Linked DNA regions of Homo sapiens: region 2 is linked to region 1. A link is a contact called in ENCODE Hi-C data. All regions are on one chromosome and are shown on one strand. Each heading gives the region's core, a stretch centred on a gene start or an enhancer-like site at or near the end of the contact. The rest is flanking DNA. Distances are from core to core; before and after follow the strand shown. Region 1 holds the start of APOBEC3H (apolipoprotein B mRNA editing enzyme catalytic subunit 3H). Region 2 has its middle 40 kb from the start of PDGFB.

Region 1 (2,700 bases), core at 144-2,643:
TCAGGTCATCAGCCTGCCTGAGCCTCCCGAAGTGCTGGGATTACAGGCGTGAGCCACAGCACCTGGCCTGGCTCTTTGGTGTTTATGATCTGAAGGGTGTTGGTTGATATGCATGAAGACGAGGACATGGGTTCCAGAATGCAAATGTGAAGTCCAGGTCCTTCATCTCTGACCTGGGAGGCCCTTTAGGAGCAGTAAGTCCCCTCCCTCGTGTCTCCTCTCCTGCTCCTTTCCATGGAGCAATGAAGAACCTCAAAGTAGCTAGCTGTGGGGGAGAAGGGACACAGGAAGTCCTGGCCAGCACTCCAGCTCTGCTGTTGATTTGCTGTGTGACGTGGGGACAGTATCTTAGCCTCTCTGTGCTTGGGACCTCCTCTGACTGTCAGGATCACTGCCCTCCCCTCCCAGTGCTATCTGGGGACTGGGCTAGATAATGGGCACTGGATCCGCTGGAGATGCAGTCCTGAGCCTGACCCCAGTGCTCATTTCACATCAGGCTCAGGGTCCTGCCAGGAGGCTGAATGCCAAAGGTCAGTGGGGTGGTGGGGAGGGGGCTGCAGCCTGCCCTGTCCACCAGGGGAGTGGCATCTGGTCTATGGTGTCAGCCCTGGTCTGGATCCCTGCTCCTTTCTGTGGCTTCTATTCCTTTCATTTATTTTAGTTTAGTTTAGTTTTTGAGACGGAGTTTTGTTCTTATTGCCCAGGCTGGAGTGCGGTTGGCCAGGTTGATTTTGAACTCCTGACTTCAGGCAATCCACCTGCCTCAGCCTCCCAAAGTGCTGGGATAACAGGCACCGTGACCAGCCATCAATTCCTTTCTTTTTTCTTTCTTTTTTATTTTTATTTATTTATTTATTTTTTGAGACAGGGTCTCGTTCTGTTGCCAGGGTGGAGTGCAGTGGTGCGACGTCGGCTCACTGCAACCTCTGCCTCCAAGGTTCAAGCAATTTCCCTGCCTCAGCCTCCCAAGCAGCTGGAACTACAGGCGCAGGCCACCAAACCTGGCTAATTTTTTGTATTTTAGCAGAGACGGGGTTTCACCATGTTGGCCAGGATGGTCTTCATCTCCTTACCTTGTAATTTGCCCACCTCAGCCTCCCAAAGTGTTCGGATTACAGGTGTGAGCCACCGCATCTGGCCTTTGTTCTTTTGTAAACTATACCTGGGGAGGGAGTTGAGTCTGGCTGTACCTGGAGAGGGAATTGGGGGTGGGAGGATGGGAGGTGAGCCACCTCCATCAGACTTCCCCTGCCAAGCCCGAGGAAATAGAGAAAGAAAGGAGCCTGAGGGATCTGAAGCACCCCAGGGCCCTCCCACTCCAGTCCCACAAAAGGAAGAGGGTGGAGCCACCCTCATCAAGCAGTGACTTTTTGTGACTTTTGGGAGAGCTGACCTTTTGTGACTTTTGGGAGAGCTGCCAAAAGTGAAACTTAGTGCCTCAGACAAGCAGGGGCAAGTCTGCTAAGGAAGCTGTGGCCAGAAGCACAGATCAGGTACTGCCGCCCACTCTGTCCACTGGGCCCTCTGCTGCCACTTCCTGCCTGGCAGCCCTTCTGTGCCTCAGCCCTGGCCTCCCGCTGCCCCAGCCCCAGCCCTGGGCTCCTTCTCCTCTGGCTCCCCTGCCATCCCCACTCCCACCCAGGCTCTTTGCCCTGCTGTGTGGTCACCCCACTGCTGCTTCTGAACGGGCCGCCTCCCCGGCCTGCACCAGCCCAAGACCCCTGCTGAGACTCTCCCCTAAGAGTCATGGCTGGGCTAGTGCTCCCCACCTTGGGAGGGTGCTCTCTCTGTGTGCTTCCTGCCATTCCTGGGCTCTGGAACTGGGAGAACTGAACTAAAGGATGATGGGAGCAATCTGGAATTTTGTTCACAGTGCTTTGATGAACTTTGTGTAAGATTACTTTGTTTCAATACAAAGTCTTAGGAGAGGGTGTGGGGAGGCAATGATCTCTGAAGCACAAGGCAAATCATCTCTTCCAAGGATGTCTCCACTGTGGGCAGAGGAGGATGCAGATGACCCTGAACACACACTCCTCCTCCATGATCAGTATTCACATTCACCGTTTATAATGACACCAGTAACACGGAATATACGGAAAAACTCAATGATCAGGAGAAATGCTTTTATTTTAAAATTTAGGAAGAAGAGAGCCTGGTTCCCAAAGGCTCCCTCCTGCAGGGCCCGTGATGCAGAGGCTGGCAGGGCTGGCCAGGAAAGTGGCCCAGCTCCATGGCCTGGGCAGGTTACCCCACCTCTCTGCACCTCTGGCCCCTCCTCTGTAAGATGAGAATGGCCCCTGCAGGCCTAGGGCAGCCTCACGTGAGCTCAGATCCTCTCAGCACTTAGAAGAGTGGCCTGGGCCTGGGGATGGAAGTGCTACCCTGATTTTTTGTTTCGTTTTGTTTTTTTGAGAAGGGGTGTCTCAGTCTGTTGCCCAGGCTGGAGCGCAATCTCGGCTCACTACAAGCTCCACCTCCTGGGTTCACGCCATTTTCCTGCCTGGCCAGGCAAAATGGCTCATGCCTGTAATCCCAACACTTTGGGAAGCTGAGAGGGGAGGATCATCACTAAAGGCCAGGAGTTCCAAACCAGCCTGGGCAACACAGGGAGACCCCCTTATCTACTAAAACTAAAAAAATAAAATAAAATAACATGAATAGGTAAAATGCCAGGAATTAATTGAACTGAAATATTAAGAG
Region 2 (2,700 bases), core at 155-2,654, 110 kb after region 1:
CAAAGCGCTGGGATTACAGGCATGAGCCACCGCGCCCAGCCCTCCCAAGCCATTTCTCTGGATCCTGAAGCTAGAGAAGACCTCAGAGAATGGTCTGATGCTGCCCAGAAACCACAAAGGTGGAACATGGTGCATCCCTGTTTTACAGACAAGGGAGGGGACTGATTCTTAGGGAAGGGAAGTGACCTGTCCTATTAGAACCCAGGCGTCAGCTCTCCACCCATCTTCACTTGGTCAAAGTTGGAGGAAAGGGGGCCTTCAGCAGCACCAGGAGGGAATGATAACCAGGCTTCCCTGTCCAGCGCCCTCCCACCATCCCCGCAGCCATGGCCCAGTTGAGATCTTCCATACCTGGGACATGCAGTCAGTCATCACTGATCCAGCCATCTGTGTTGGGAGCCTACTGTGCATCTAGAACAGCCTACTGTTCTAGATGGCGAGGGAAGAGGGACGAACGCAACAGACACAGAGGTCCTTGCCACAGTGCTCCTAGCCCAGCTTGAGCAGCCAGTGCCCCGCCCTGCCTTCCCCTCATCCACGGCCTCTGTGGTCTCCTGGTTGCACACAGAGGGTCCTATTAACCTCCGGAGGCCAGGAGGTCTGTGAGTTTGGGCCTCATATTCAGGAAAGATCTACTTCAACTTTCAAGATTTTGTAGACCCAAACACGGGTCTACAAATGGCCGTTGCATGGTAGTTGTGTCAGAAGTGTTAGTTTGATCAATGTAAACTATTTAGAATGCAGAATGGCTTTGCTACCCCTATTTGATATTTCTTCACGCTTTCAATATAACCAAGCCTTATGCACCTGCTCCAGGTAAGCACCCTGTCCTGGCTGTGACTTAGTGGCCCCCTCGGGTTGGGGCAGCTTCCATGAGCTCATGCATTTTATTTTATTTATTTTTTCATTTTTATTTTTTGAGACTGTCGCCCAGGCTGGAGTGCAGTGGTATGATCTCGGCTCACTGACACGGCCGCCTCCTGGGTTCAAGTGATTTTCCTGCCTCAGCCTCCCGAGTAGCTGGGATTACAGGCACCTGCCACCACACCCGGCTAATTTTTTTCTATTTTTAGTAGAGATGGGGTTTCACCATTTTGGCCAGGCTGGTCTGGAACTCCTGACCTCAGGTCATCCACCCACCTTGGCCTCCCAAAGCGTTGGGATTACAGGCCTGAGCCACTGCGCCCGGCCAGAGCTCATGCATTTTAAAGGTGAGAAAGCCAAGGCATGTCTTCTCCCCCTCCCCCAGCTCAGCCCCCTCACAAAACATGCACAGGTGCACACAAGCATACATGCATGAACATTTGCCTATGCACACATGCTGACCGTGCACACACACATGCACATGCACACTGGACAACTGCACACACTCCCGCCCCAGACCCTGGCTGTGCCCTCCTGTGAGTCACAAGGTGACTCACAGGCACCTCCCTCCTCTCTGATCTTCAGGGTAGGGGAGAGACAGTAAAAGGGAGAGGGAGAAGAGATGTCTCAAAGCCAAACCTAAGAAAGTGACTTTGGGTCCAGCTGGGGCCTGAGGGACAATCAGGGTCAGGGCTGGGGATCCAGGGTGTCCTGCCTGTGCCAGCCCGGAAAACAAGGCACATCAGCACCAAGTCACCAAGGCCCTCCTTCTCTCACAAGCTCCCCTCCCTGTGGGCTCTTTCCCCGCCTGCTGGACCCAGGTTCCAGCTGGAGGGGAGGAAGCCACTAAGATGCAGTGGGGGAAAGTGATGCCCTCACAAACATAATACCACGACACCACACCCCGGGACACCCCCCAGTCACCACCCACAGCCTCCCAGTGGCTTCGTGGGGGATGTGGGTTGTTCAGACTGCAGCCAGCAATCACCAATAACCACCTGGCCCCAACACATCCCTGGCCTAGACACAAAGTCTTCAAATACCCAGGCCTTTTTTTTTTTTTCAGACAGAGTTTCGCTCTTGTTGCCCAGGCTGGAATGCAGTGGCGCGATCTTGGCTAACCGCAACTTCTGCCTCCCTGGTTCAAGCAATTCTCCTGCCTCAGCCTCCCGAGTAGCTGGATTACAGGCATGTGCCACCACACCTAGCTAATTTTGTATTTTTAGTAGAGATGGGGTTTCTCCATGTTGGTCAGGCTGGTCTCGAACTCCCGACCTAAGGTGATCTGCCCACCTCAGTCTCCCAAAGTGTTGGGATTACAGGCATGAGCCACCGCGCCCAACCTACGCTTTTTTTTTTTCAGCTTCAATCACCTGGGCTTGAGTGATCCTCCTGCCTCAGCCTCCCAAGTAGCTAGAATTACAGGAATGTACCACCACGCTCTTTTTTTTTTTTTTTTTTTTTCGGTTGTAGAGATGGGGTTTCTCCATGTTGCTCAGGCTTGTCTCAGACTCCTGGCCTCAAGCAATCCACCAGCCTTGGCCTCCCAAAGTGCTGGGACTGAAGGATGAGCCACTGTGCCCAACCTTCACCTGGTTCTTTACATGCAATCCCTGGGAAGGCTGTGTAGACAGAGTGGGAAGAGTCACTTGGCTTCACAGACGGAAGCCTGGAAGGGGCAAGGCAGGATTTGAAACCCAGGGAGGGGCTGGGGGTTCTGGAGCGCTAGCTTCCAGAGGGTGGAGGCCAGGTCACCGCTGATTTTGGTGGTCATGTTACCTGTACCCCACCCGGGCCATAACCTCCATGGAGTGAGCGGCAGGTGCGCTGGGAGAG

The links. Hi-C counts contacts between places; a loop is a spot of excess contacts on that map. Pooled maps may share reads with other maps.
Region 2: a loop to region 1 is called in a pooled map, with 2.4 times the contacts of the local background. The contact joins the enhancer-like site here to the promoter of APOBEC3H in region 1. A Hi-C loop is called at or near these places in 1 of 50 pooled maps.

The regions. Positions count from the first base shown.
Region 1 is chr22:39,095,851-39,098,550 of GRCh38, forward strand. APOBEC3H (apolipoprotein B mRNA editing enzyme catalytic subunit 3H) reads left to right here and starts at 1,394. Exons shown (of 5, transcript NM_181773.5): 1 at 1,394-1,493. RefSeq lists enhancers at 516-1,715, 1,038-1,925, 1,256-1,595, 1,926-2,700.
Region 2 is chr22:39,204,072-39,206,771 of GRCh38, forward strand. No RefSeq gene overlaps it. Among named protein-coding and RNA genes, the nearest start is that of PDGFB, 40 kb to the right of the region's middle. RefSeq lists enhancers at 924-1,863, 1,836-1,885. Within about 2 kb of position 1,405, at least 3 of the 41 ENCODE cell types and tissues checked have a DNase peak (open chromatin) inside an H3K27ac peak, as active enhancers do.